Linked DNA regions of Homo sapiens: region 1 is linked to region 2. Evidence: read pairs that join two places in POLR2A ChIA-PET (ENCODE). Cell type or tissue: IMR-90. All regions are shown on one strand. Each heading gives the region's core, and the rest is flanking DNA. Links, peaks and the distances in the headings are about the cores only.

Region 1 (5,694 bases), core at 542-4,541, 120 kb after region 2:
AGTCAAATGGGAACACAGATGCCAATGAAGAGAATTAAAAATTTTTTTCATTATAATTTTTAATTAAAAATACATATTTAGTACCTCTCAACACATATACCAGATCCATGAGCCCAAGCGTTTTTGAATATGCAAAAGAGTGTACAAGACGCGGCAAGGATGAGACACGGCATTCTGGAGCACTGCTTAAAGTGTCAATCCACTGGCAAAAGTTCAGCACGCCTGCTGTTCTGCAGGACCACACCTGCTCAGGAAAGTGAAATGTGACGAATACACAAAAAGAGACAGCACATTCACGGGGGAACACGCAGGTGGCACGTGGTTGGCAAAGACACAGCCGAACCGTACTTGTGCCAGCTTCTCAGAACACTCTGGAGCCCAGCCTCTCTGCCTCCTCGTGCTTGGCTTTGGCACTTTCTGTAACATCTCTCTGCATCTACATGTCTTCATCTGTAACACAAGGAAACCCCTGGTACCCGTGGGGCTGTTATGAGGGCCCAGTAACTGAGGATGGCACTCAGCGGGGTGTTGACACGCAGCAGGAGCCCAGGTGATGGCTGCCATTGTGTTGTCATCCCCATACCAGTTCGCTGTTATGGCTAGGGACACATGCAGGATCCGGTGTGGCACTTTCTCAACAAGGTATGCACGCACCTCTATCCTCCCTAAAAAGCTCCAGAGGGGTGAGTCTCAGCTCACTTCGGCTCTCAGGGTCAGGAGCAGCTCAGATGTGAGGGCACGTATGAACAGGCTAGGGGGAGCACTGTGGGTCTATGAGAGGAGCCCCGTTTCCCAGGTAAGGGTGGGCAGCGGGGCTGGATCGTATGCTGCTTTGGACAAACAAACGTTACTGAGACATAAGTGCTCTGGAGCGCCTGGGTGCGGTCCACCTGTTCCGTGCTTTGGAGAAGGGCCTTGATGGAACTGGGCTCCAGCCTCCAAACCTGGGCTGCGAGGGGCCCACTCCTGGCCTTGCTGTGAGGCAGACTCATAGCCCTGGCCAAGTCGCTTGGCTGCCCCGGGCCTCGACTGCTTCATTTTCATAGAAAAGCGCTGAGCCAGGCTATCGCCTTTCCAGAATTCTACAGATAGTGCAAACTATCGATTAACTTCACTTTTTAAACGTAACTGTGTATAGCAGGCTTTGAAGAAGAAAAAGAAAACCCACAGTAGAAGCACAAGGGGATCAAGTGGTCCTCTTGGACACCACACAACCAACCTTTCTCGCCACTGAATGAAGTTTCTTAGCACAGCCGGTTAAACATTACAGATTTAGTCAACTTCAATTAGCAGCATTAGAACGAACTGCATGTTTACCACTAATTCATCTCTACTTTACAAACACCCACTTGTAAATTTCACAAATCAGACAATCAACAACTATGTTCCTTAAAAAAACAAAAACACAAAACCAAGCAAGATTCCCCATCAACAGCTGCCTCAGCACGGCCTGCTTCCAGGAAGGAACGCAGGCCACCCCAGCCTTTAACTTATGAACAGTTGCCCTCTGGGTGGCTCTCACAGCTGTGGGGGTCACTGAGGACAACCTGAGTGCGTGCCCAAAATCTGTGAATTCCCAAACGGAAGGGGAAGTTATAAAGAAAAACCCACATCAGCCTGGAGGAGTTGATCATAGGGACAGACTTCTGGGCAAAAACTGACATGAGTCAATGCAGGCTGATGTGCAGAAATACACCCAACTCCACCCATACTTGCCAAGGTCCATCGGTTACACCAAGGCAGCACGTGGGCCATGCAGGAGCCCTACAGATGCCCACCTGCTTGCAGGCAGGCAGCTTCACACATCAAGCCAGTAAACGAGCGCTCTCTCAGTAGCCTCATACCTGCTTCCAGGAAACAGACACTAAAATGGAATAGAGCAAAGGAACATTTTGGACATATGGATAGCACCTAAAAAAGAAAGCACACCGTATGGGTAAATGCAGACAGAAACATGCTAGGAAGATGGTTCTCTAATTCCCTGGCATATTTGGTTCACGTTTCTTTATTCGTAAACTTAAGACTCCCGCTTGAGTAACTCAAGTAATTAGTTAGGAAGGGGTGATCTTTAGGAAGCTGAAGCAGGGTGAGATCATCTTAGTAAGAAGCAACCAAGATGCCAGTTCCTGGGAAATGCTCTGCCTAATGTTTTGCCTTTCACCAGGACACGACTGGCTCTCACCCAGCCAAGCGCACACAGCAATGTGAATCCCACACACCCCACTGTGAACTCCACACCTGATTCTCCTTAGTATTCCAAGGGTACGGACCCCACCTTCACTTCCCAGGGTCTCTCCTGCCTTGTCCTCCATTAGAAATCTTTTTAGACAATCCGTGTCTATTTTCTCTCGAAGTATCCTCCCACTAATCTGTTGTGATTTGTTTTACATTTTTGGTTCTAAATACTTGGAAGCTAAAGATACACAAAAACAAACCCACATTTATTTTGGGGTGTCTGGCACCACAACTACTGCCGAAGATTCCATGTTATGTGGGCCCTTCCTATTATGAACAATCTTGCAAGACAGAATTTTAATGAATTCTAAATTCTGATACATTATATTTAATTCATGTTCATACAATGGTAAATTATACAACAGAGACATGAAAAGTAAACGTGAAGTATTAAATGCATCTCTGAAAACCCACAGAGTCCTTGTCTTAGCGTGATAAAGAGACGATAAACAATTTGTTGGAGAAGCGGAACATTTAAAATAGAATTAAGATAGCTGAATTTTCTTCCCCTTATGTTACATACAAACATTTTAAGGGGAACAGTTTGGCTTTGTACTGATTTGAAAGGAAAAAGTGGTTCCTTGGAGAGCGGCTTAGTTTAGAAAGCATGTCTGAATGGTATGTAGGATGATTAACAGGAATTTTCTCATTCCTGAAGAACATTCAACTCAGAAAAACAAACTACTTCTAAGACAAATGCACCATAAAGAATCAGCTTCTCCTTTTACATGACTCACAGAATATATAAGCCACACTGAGCATCCCAAGCACTCAACACCCAGGAAGCATATATACCAAAAATTACTGGGTACATCTCATTTCCAGCCTGTGTCAGGACCAAGTACCCTGTGGGAAAAGCCTGATGTTCTCTAGACCAGGGGTCCCCAACCCCCCGGGGCCACAGACCAGTACCTCTGTGGCCTGTTAGGAATGGGCTGCACGGCAGGAGATGAGCAGTGGGCTGGCGAGCATTACCACCAGAGCTCTGCCTCCTGTCAGGCGGTGCAGCATTAGATTCTCACAGGAGCGCAAACACTATTGTGAACTACGCCTGTGAGGGATCTAGCTTGTGAGCTCCTTTTGAGCATCTATCTAATGCTGATGATCTGAGGTGGAACAGTTTCATCCCGAAACCATCGCCCCCACCTCCTGCCACCATCCATGTAAAAACTGTCTTCCACGAAACCAGTTCCTGGTGCCAAAAAGTTTGGGGACTGCTGTTACAGATGAACTGCACTGTGACAGCTAGTACTGACAACAGCAAGAAGCCATCTGTGTAACAGGATCTTGATTATATACTTATATTAACACTGGGAAAAGAGACACAATGTCAACCGTGATTACTTCTGAGTGATAAGATCACGGAGCATTTGCTTTTCTCTTTTATGCTTTTCTATAGTTTCCAAATTTTAAAAGTAATATCCCAGCTGGCCACGGTGGCTCACGCCTGTAATCCCGGCACTTTGGGAGGCCAAGGTGGGTGGATCACCTGAGGTCAGGAGTTCGAGACCAGCCTGGCCAACATGGAGAAACCTTGTCTCTACTAAAAATACAAAATCAACTGGGTGTGGCGGCGCATGCCTGTAATCCCAGCTACTTGGGAAGCTGAGTCAGGAAAATTGCTCGAACCTGGTAGGCGGAGGTTGCGGTGAGCCAAGATATTGCCATTGCACTTCAGCCTGGGCAACAAGAATGAAACTCTGTCTCAAATAATAATAATAATAATAATAATAATATCTCTGTCTTTAAGAGTGAAGACAACTGATTAATAGTTTTATAAAACTCAGGCATTTCAGAGATTATGATTCTGAGGAATATCTGTTTGCAGAAAACTGTGCCATACAAAGAAACTGATGACAAAGATGCTGAAGATGACTCATGCGGCAGCGGCACATGTGTGCTGACAAAACTGCTCCCAGATTAAACTCAATTACGGAAAAGGAGTATACTCCTATGACACTCAGCTTCTCAGTTATTTTGATTAATGGCTCTTGCTCACCTCAACATTAAGGAACCAGGAAAAGTTACAAAGACGTGAATCCCTAGGGTCCAGGCAGAACTGGGGAACTGTTCCCTTAGCATTTTGGGGGCTAGCGCAAGGGCAGCAAATAACCTCAACAGTCGTGTGGGTGGGAGTCGCCAGTATTGATGCCTAGCAGGAACTGCATCTCCCTCCCACACCAATCAGCACCCCCAATTCCTGAGACTGAACAGCAATCACAAGAGGCAGAGTCAGGCCACACTGGGCTCAAATGTCAGTCCCAGCACGTACTGTGTGTTCTTGGGCACCTCACTTAACTTCTGAGTATCAGTTTTCTCACATGCAAAATGAGGCTATTATGATTTCCCTAGTAGGCTTACTGTGAAGATGAAATAAAAACATATTCGGGCACCTGGCAGGTACCTAGCACACTTTAGGCACTCGAGGAGAAATAATTATCACGGCCCATTTGCTGGGAAAACGCTTGTGAGATTAGTTTGGGGGACTTGGTTTAGGCTTTTCTACTGCATGAGCTTTCTGTTTGGCTTCAGGGTGGAAGCCACATACTCCTCAGCAGGGAGGTCAGGGAGCACTGATGCTGGCTGAGGGAGCCTGCGGCCCTGACACCAGCTACCAAGAGGCCTCCTGCTGGGGAGGGCTCTGGTGACCGCTTTTTAGTTGAAGGTACTCGTGTTATTTGGATGGTGTTATTCCAGTGTTATTCTTTCTAGTATTATTTGGATGGTGTTAACTGCATCTAAAGTCATCCATTTGCAGGGAACCGTGTGTGTGTGTGTGTGTGTGTGTGTGTGTGTGTGTGTGTGTGTGTACATGCACATGTGAGCTAGAGGTTACAGATCTTTCCCGTGGGTTCGGAGGGCCAAACTCATGTGTGAAAGGGACAAAGAAGAGAAGGCCAGGTCCAGTCTTTAACATGAGAGAAATTGAATGCCTGGCTGAGGTACCTAATCAGCTGCCTCAGAAGTGCCAGCTCTCCGAGGTAGGCCCTGGATTACATTATCTTTACACATCTGAAAATGAAAATTCACTGACATAAAGAAGTATGTCATAAGGATAACTGTGTACCTCCCAAGCCTGAGATTCACACCTGCAGCCTTCTCTGCATCCTACTGACGTCCCACCCTAACCTCAAACTCCACTACGCACCGTGGCTCAGTCTCCTCTTACTTCCCCCACTCTCTGGGTCACTGTTGGTCCTTCAGGCTGGAAACTCTTGAGTCATTCTAATACTTCTCCGAGGTGTTCCCCATCCAGTCAACAGAGTCCTAGGGGTTTTCCTTCAAAATCTTCCTTTTCTCTTTTGTCCTCCATCCCCACAGCTGAGCTCAGGGCTTGGGATGTCACCCTGGGTCACTCTCAGGCCCCGTCCCCCACCTCCCACTGCCAGGCTCAGGCCCTTCCAGTCGTGTCCTGAAGACAAGGATCAGGACCCCTGCCGGACACCCCAGCACTCATCT
Region 2 (5,694 bases), core at 908-4,907:
CTTTCACATGCTCTAGCATTCCTTCACTGGGGTCTTCATTGCCCCACATCAGGTGCCAGGAATGTTGGGGTGGCTGGACCCAAAACCAGGCCATGGGGATGACGAAGTCCAGCGGACTCAAAGTAATGAGAAAAGACAAGTTTAGAGTGCATAAAGTGGGACCAGGGGGCCAACACTAGTATGGAGGCTGTGAAGGCCCCGAGCTCTGGGAGCCCACCATATTTATTGGTGATCAAAGAAGCAGGTGGTGAGGATGTGGGGGTTGAAAGGAAGTGGTGCATCAAGCACATGAGCTGTAGCTGTGATGGTTTAGCATTTCCTTTGAAGTGTATGGAACATGTTCTACCACTTGAGATAATGGGGAACATGTTCTAGTTTAAGATACTATCATTTTATGTGCCTGGGAGTGCTAGAAGCAAGAAGCCAGCAAGTCTAGACACATTCCAGAGGCCATGAGGGGTTTTATACCCTAAGCCCTGGATTCCATCCAAGCCACGAAGGGTTTTATGCCCTGGGCTTAGATTGTGGTGCAGCAGGACAGACTTCCACCCTTTAGCACAGAGCTTGGTGTTCCAAAGGCCACAAGGGGTTTTAGACCCTGGACCCCAGAGATGTTCCAAGACTCTTTTACATTATGTCTGACATGGAAGCCCTGCCTCAGCTTTTCTCCCAACAGACTGATTCACTGGTTGTGTGGATGAACTCCATATCCAGCCCCTGTCCCTTCCCTGCAGGTCATGTTGATATCACATGGTACAAAACCCAACCCTGTAATCACATGGTTGGTCTTCTAGCATGACCAGCACCTACCCTAGGTCATCTCATTAGTAGAAACTTAGCAGTGGCCCCAGGGGCTTACCAGGAATAACAAAGACACACCTATTACCTGGGAAATTCTAAGGGTTTAGACACTCCCTCCCAGAAACCCAGGACAAATATCAAATTATTTATTATACAAGAAAAAGAACTACCTTAGACAGCAAGACACCCAACTTTTAGGCCTTACTTCACTACTCACCAGTTCAGTAGTGAAACCTGAATAAATGCTGAAGTTGATCTGATAAGTGATTACTTCTAGATATGGGTTAGTAAGGAACCAGTCAAAACATCTGAAGCAAACTGAGTCATTTGTTTACCTGATCCATTTATTTATTCATCTACTCATTCAGCAAATACACAAAAAGCTAGTAAGTGCTAGGCATAATTTACATTGCCACCAAGTGTGACCTGTAATTGAGTTCATAAGGCTGGTGGGTAGGTTTTCCCCAGGAATGATACCTTTAAATCCAAAAAGAAAAAAAATAAAAGAGATCCTCCTGAAACACTGGAAATTAGTTAAGGGCAAGGTGCAGAGCAAGGTGGAGAGGTGGCTAACATGATCAGATGCCCCCAGTTTGGGCATAGTCAGGAAAACAGTGAGTGCAGCTGGGTGCCTACCATCAAGCCATTCCTTGAATCCTCATATCAACCCACAGGCTTTGCATTCTCATTATGGGCAAGGCAAGCAGGGAGGCAGAGCTGCCCTTGTGACTGTCAGTGTGGCCAAACCAACAAGTGAGGGACTGAGACTGAACCCAGGCTTCCTGACCCCAAGACCACCTCTCCTTCCATCACTTCATGCCTAACTTCACTCTCATTTAACATTGTTCCCAGGTTGGCATCTCTTCTGAAGTTTGGTTTCAGAATGTTCAAGAGTTTTGAAGGGAAGTAATTTCTGTTGAAACTTGGATAGCAGTTGGGCCACATTCAAGGAAAAGTGACAACTGTATCCTTTCTCAGTCAGATCTGGGAATATATCTTTGCCTGTTTTCTTTTTTCCACTTGGAAAGAAGATCCAAGTGAGGACTAAGTTCTGATTTCTTCTATCTTGCCCAAATTCCTATCTAAGGGGTGTGGAGAGTCTTGCCATACAAACCATCAATTCTCATCAGATGGGTTTTATTTGAACCTGTATATTGTGACTTACTTTTTGATCTGACTCTGGTGTAACATTACATGACAAGTAAGAAAATCAAAATGTTTTACCCCAAACCATGTTTCTTTGCCCTATTTTAAAATGGTCCTGCAAAGCTGTACTTTGTGGGGGAAAATTTGCATCTGTAAAGAATCTCTATTAATACAGCTAGATCTTTTTCTTCCAGGCCTTCTCAATCCTGAAGAGATTAACTGAGAGTCTAGCACCTTTTCAAGGTCTGAATAGGAAACCTATGTCATCTATTGTCTCTAAGGCAGCCACTATGAGACTTCAAAAGAACTTTGGTCTCCACTACCTTTTATCTTAACCTGAACATTTCCTTTCTATTGATTCCAAGTCTTTAGACAAACTCAACCAATTGTCAACCAGAAAGTGTTTAAATGTCCCTATAGTCTGGAAGCCCCTGCTTCGAATTGTCCCACATTTCTGAACCAAACTAATGTATTTCTCAAATGTATTTGATTGATGTCTCATGCCTCCCTAAAATGTATAAAACCAAGCTGTGCCCCAACCACCTTGGGCACAAGTTCTCAGGACCTCCTTAGGGCTGTGTCATGGGCCATAGTCACTCATATTTGGCTCAGAATAAATCTCTTCAAATATTTTACAGAGTTTGACTTTTTTTTTGACACAAGCATCTTTTCTATATGTGTCCACTCCTCCAGACAGCGGTTGTAATACCTAGCCCCCAGTATTTGTTACTATTACTGCATATCAGATTATCCCCAAAACCAAGCAGCTGGAGTGTCAATGAGTGTCAACAAGTGACAATTAAAAGAGTCAAACTCCATAAAATATTTGAAGAGATTTATTCTGAGCAAAATATGAGCGACCATGGCCCATGACACAGCCCTCGGGGGTCCTGAGAACATGTGCCCAAGGTTGTTGGGGCACAGCTTGGTTTTATGTATTTTAGGGAGACATGAAACATCAATCAAATACATTTAAGAAATACATTGGTTTGGTTCAGAAAGGCGGGACAACTCAAAGAGGGGGCTTCCAGGTTATAGGTAAATTTAAACATTTTCTGGCTGAAAATTGGCTGAGTTTATCTGAAGACCTGGGGTCAATGGAAAGGAATATTCAGGTTAAGATAAAAGATTGTGGAGACGAAGTTTTATTGTGCAGAGGAATCTCTCAGAGAGCAGACTTCAGAGAGAGAGCAGATTGTAAAATGTTTCTTATTGGACCTAAAAGGGTGCCTGGGTCTTAGTTGATTACCTCCTGGATCTGGAAAGAAAGGAAGGAAAACAAAGGTGAAAAGGGATTATCTATAGGATGTAAATTTTTCCCACAAGAGATTTGCAGGGCAATTTCAAAGTATGGCAAGGAAATATATTTTGGGGTTAAACATTTTTTTCCTTGTCTCATAATATTATGCCAGAGTCAGATCAAAAAGTAAGTCACAATATATAGGTTCAAGTAAAACCCATCTGTTGAGAATTGATGGTTTGTAAGGCATGACTCCCTAGATCCCTTAGGTAGGAATTTGGGCAAGATAAAAAAATCAGAGCTTGTTCCTCACAGGGAACATTTGTTATCTCACACAGCTTGAGATGGTCACAGTCCAGCAGTCCCTTAACTGGGAAGTTCTGTTGTAGGACCTCTCACGAAGTTGCAGTAAAGGTATTGACGTAGGCTTCCATCATCTGAAGGCTCCACTAGGGTAAAAGTTCCCCGCTTCTTACCATGTGGACATCTCTGTATGACTGTCACTGCATGGCAGCTGGCTTCCCCAAGAATGAGTGACTGTGGGAGCTGGTGCTGGCTCAATCCAGTCAGAAGCCTCACTAACTTTACAACCTAGTCTCAGAAGTAACATAGCATCCACTTTGGGAGGGCAAGGTGTGCAGATCACTTGAGGTCAGAAGTTTGAGGCCAGCCTGGCCAATAGAGTGAAACCTCATCTCTACGAAAAATACAAAAATTAGCCAGGCATGGTGGTGCATGCCTGTAGTCCCAGCTACTTGGGAGGCTGAGGTAAGGGAGGAGACCACCCCTCATATTGTCTTATGTCTAATTTCTGCCTTCAAAGAAAGAAGAAGTAAAAACTAAAAGGCAGAAATGAAATCCACAGGCAGACAGCCTGGCACCATGCCCTGGGCCTGGTAGTTAAAGACTGACCCCGAACTAACCGGTTATGTCATCTATAGATTCCAGACATTGTATGGCAAAGCACTGTGAAAATCCCTGTCCTGTTCTGTTCTGTTCTGATTACCACTGCATGCAGCTCCCAGTCACTTACCCCCTGCTTGCTCAGTCGATCATGACCCTCTCATGCAGACCCCCTTAGAGTTGTAATCCCTTAAAAGGGACAGGAATTGCTCACTCAGGGAGCTCGGTTTTTGAGACATGAGTCTTTCCGACCCTCCTGGCTAAACAAAGCCCTTCCTTCTTTAACTTGGTGTCTGAGGGGTTTTGTCTGTGGCTTGTCCTGCTACATTTCTTGGTTCCCTGACTGAGAAGCGAGGTGATTAATGGATGGATGGTTGAGACAGCCCCTTAGGCAGCTTAGGCCTGCCCCGCGGAGCATCCCTGCAGGAGACTCTGGCCAGTTTGGGCAATGTGGATCCTGGGAGTGCTCCCGGGTATGCATTTGCCCCGGTGGAACGCCTCACCAGAGTGGTGCATGGCAGGCCCCTGCAGAAGATCAATGCAGTGGCTGAACACCGGGAAGGAACTGGCATTTGGAGTCCAGACATCTGAAACTCAGTAAGACTCGTCTTTGGAACTTGCCCACTCCATTTGAGTGGAAGTGTGGCCTGATCACCCACAACATGCCTGTACTGGCACTTTGGTTTTTGGTTTTTGTTTTTGACTTGACTTGGATTGCTTGATACTTTGGTTTTGGTTTTGATCTGGCTAGGATTTCTTGATATTCTGACTTTGGTTTTGATTCTGGTTTGGTATAAACTGTAAAAGTGTGTGTGTGCCCTTTTTACCTGTTCTTTGTTTTGTGGTGTGTGTATGGTGTGAGTGTGGTGTTTTGTCTTGAGGAAGCATGGGTCAGGCACAAAGTAAGCCCACCCCACCAGGAACTATGTTGAAAAATTTCAAGAAAGGATTTAAGGGAGATTACGGTGTTACTATGACACCAGGAAAACTTAGAGCTTTGTGTGAAATAGACTGGCCAGCATTAGAGGTAGGTTGGCCATCAGAAGGAAGCCTGGACAGGTCCCTTGTTTCAAAGGTATGGCACAATGTAACCTGTAAGCCAGGGCACCCAGACCAGTTCCTGTACATAGACACTTGGTTACAGCTGGTTTTAGACACCCCATCCCCGCCCCACAGTGGTTGAGAGAACAGCAGCATAAGTGGCTGGCAGAGGCAAGGAAAGACCAGCAGGGAGAGAGAGAGAAAAGAGACAGAGAGGAAAAGAGACAAAGAGAGAGAGGAAGAGACAGAGAGACAAAGAGGGAGTCAAGGAGAAAGAGAAAGAGAGAAAGAGAAAGATATACAAGTAGTTAAAAAAAGTGTACCCTATTCATTTAAAAGCTAGGGTAAATTTAAAACCTATAATTGATAATTGAAGGTCTTCTCTGTGACCCTAAAACACTCCAATACCACCTTGTTGTAAGTGTAAACAATGACATAGCCCGAAAGCACTGAGGCCACTCACAACCTGCAGCCTTCCTATCAAAAATCCTTAACCCAGTAACCAGCGGATGGCCCAAATGCATTCAATCTGTAGAGGCAACTCCTTTGCCTACAGAAGAAAG

Evidence for each region. Peaks named below come from ENCODE experiments on the same cell type or tissue, not always from the same donor. Only the 100,000 strongest peaks of a DNase experiment are listed, where the experiment ranks them.
Region 1: POLR2A ChIA-PET joins it to region 2 with 5 read pairs; 2 of 35 experiments call an interaction of 5 or more read pairs at or near these places.

The regions. Positions count from the first base shown.
Region 1 is chr2:105,864,180-105,869,873 of GRCh38, reverse strand. The region is part of intron 3 of NCK2 (NCK adaptor protein 2); the gene reads right to left. Among named protein-coding and RNA genes, the nearest start is that of NCK2, 120 kb to the right of the region's middle. In IMR-90, for the core only: no CTCF peak of the experiment used is centred there; a DNase peak (open chromatin) is centred at 2,883; H3K27ac peaks cover 1,106 bases.
Region 2 is chr2:105,984,624-105,990,317 of GRCh38, reverse strand. No RefSeq gene overlaps it. Among named protein-coding and RNA genes, the nearest start is that of ECRG4, 78 kb to the left of the region's middle. In IMR-90, for the core only: no CTCF peak of the experiment used is centred there; no DNase peak of the experiment used is centred there.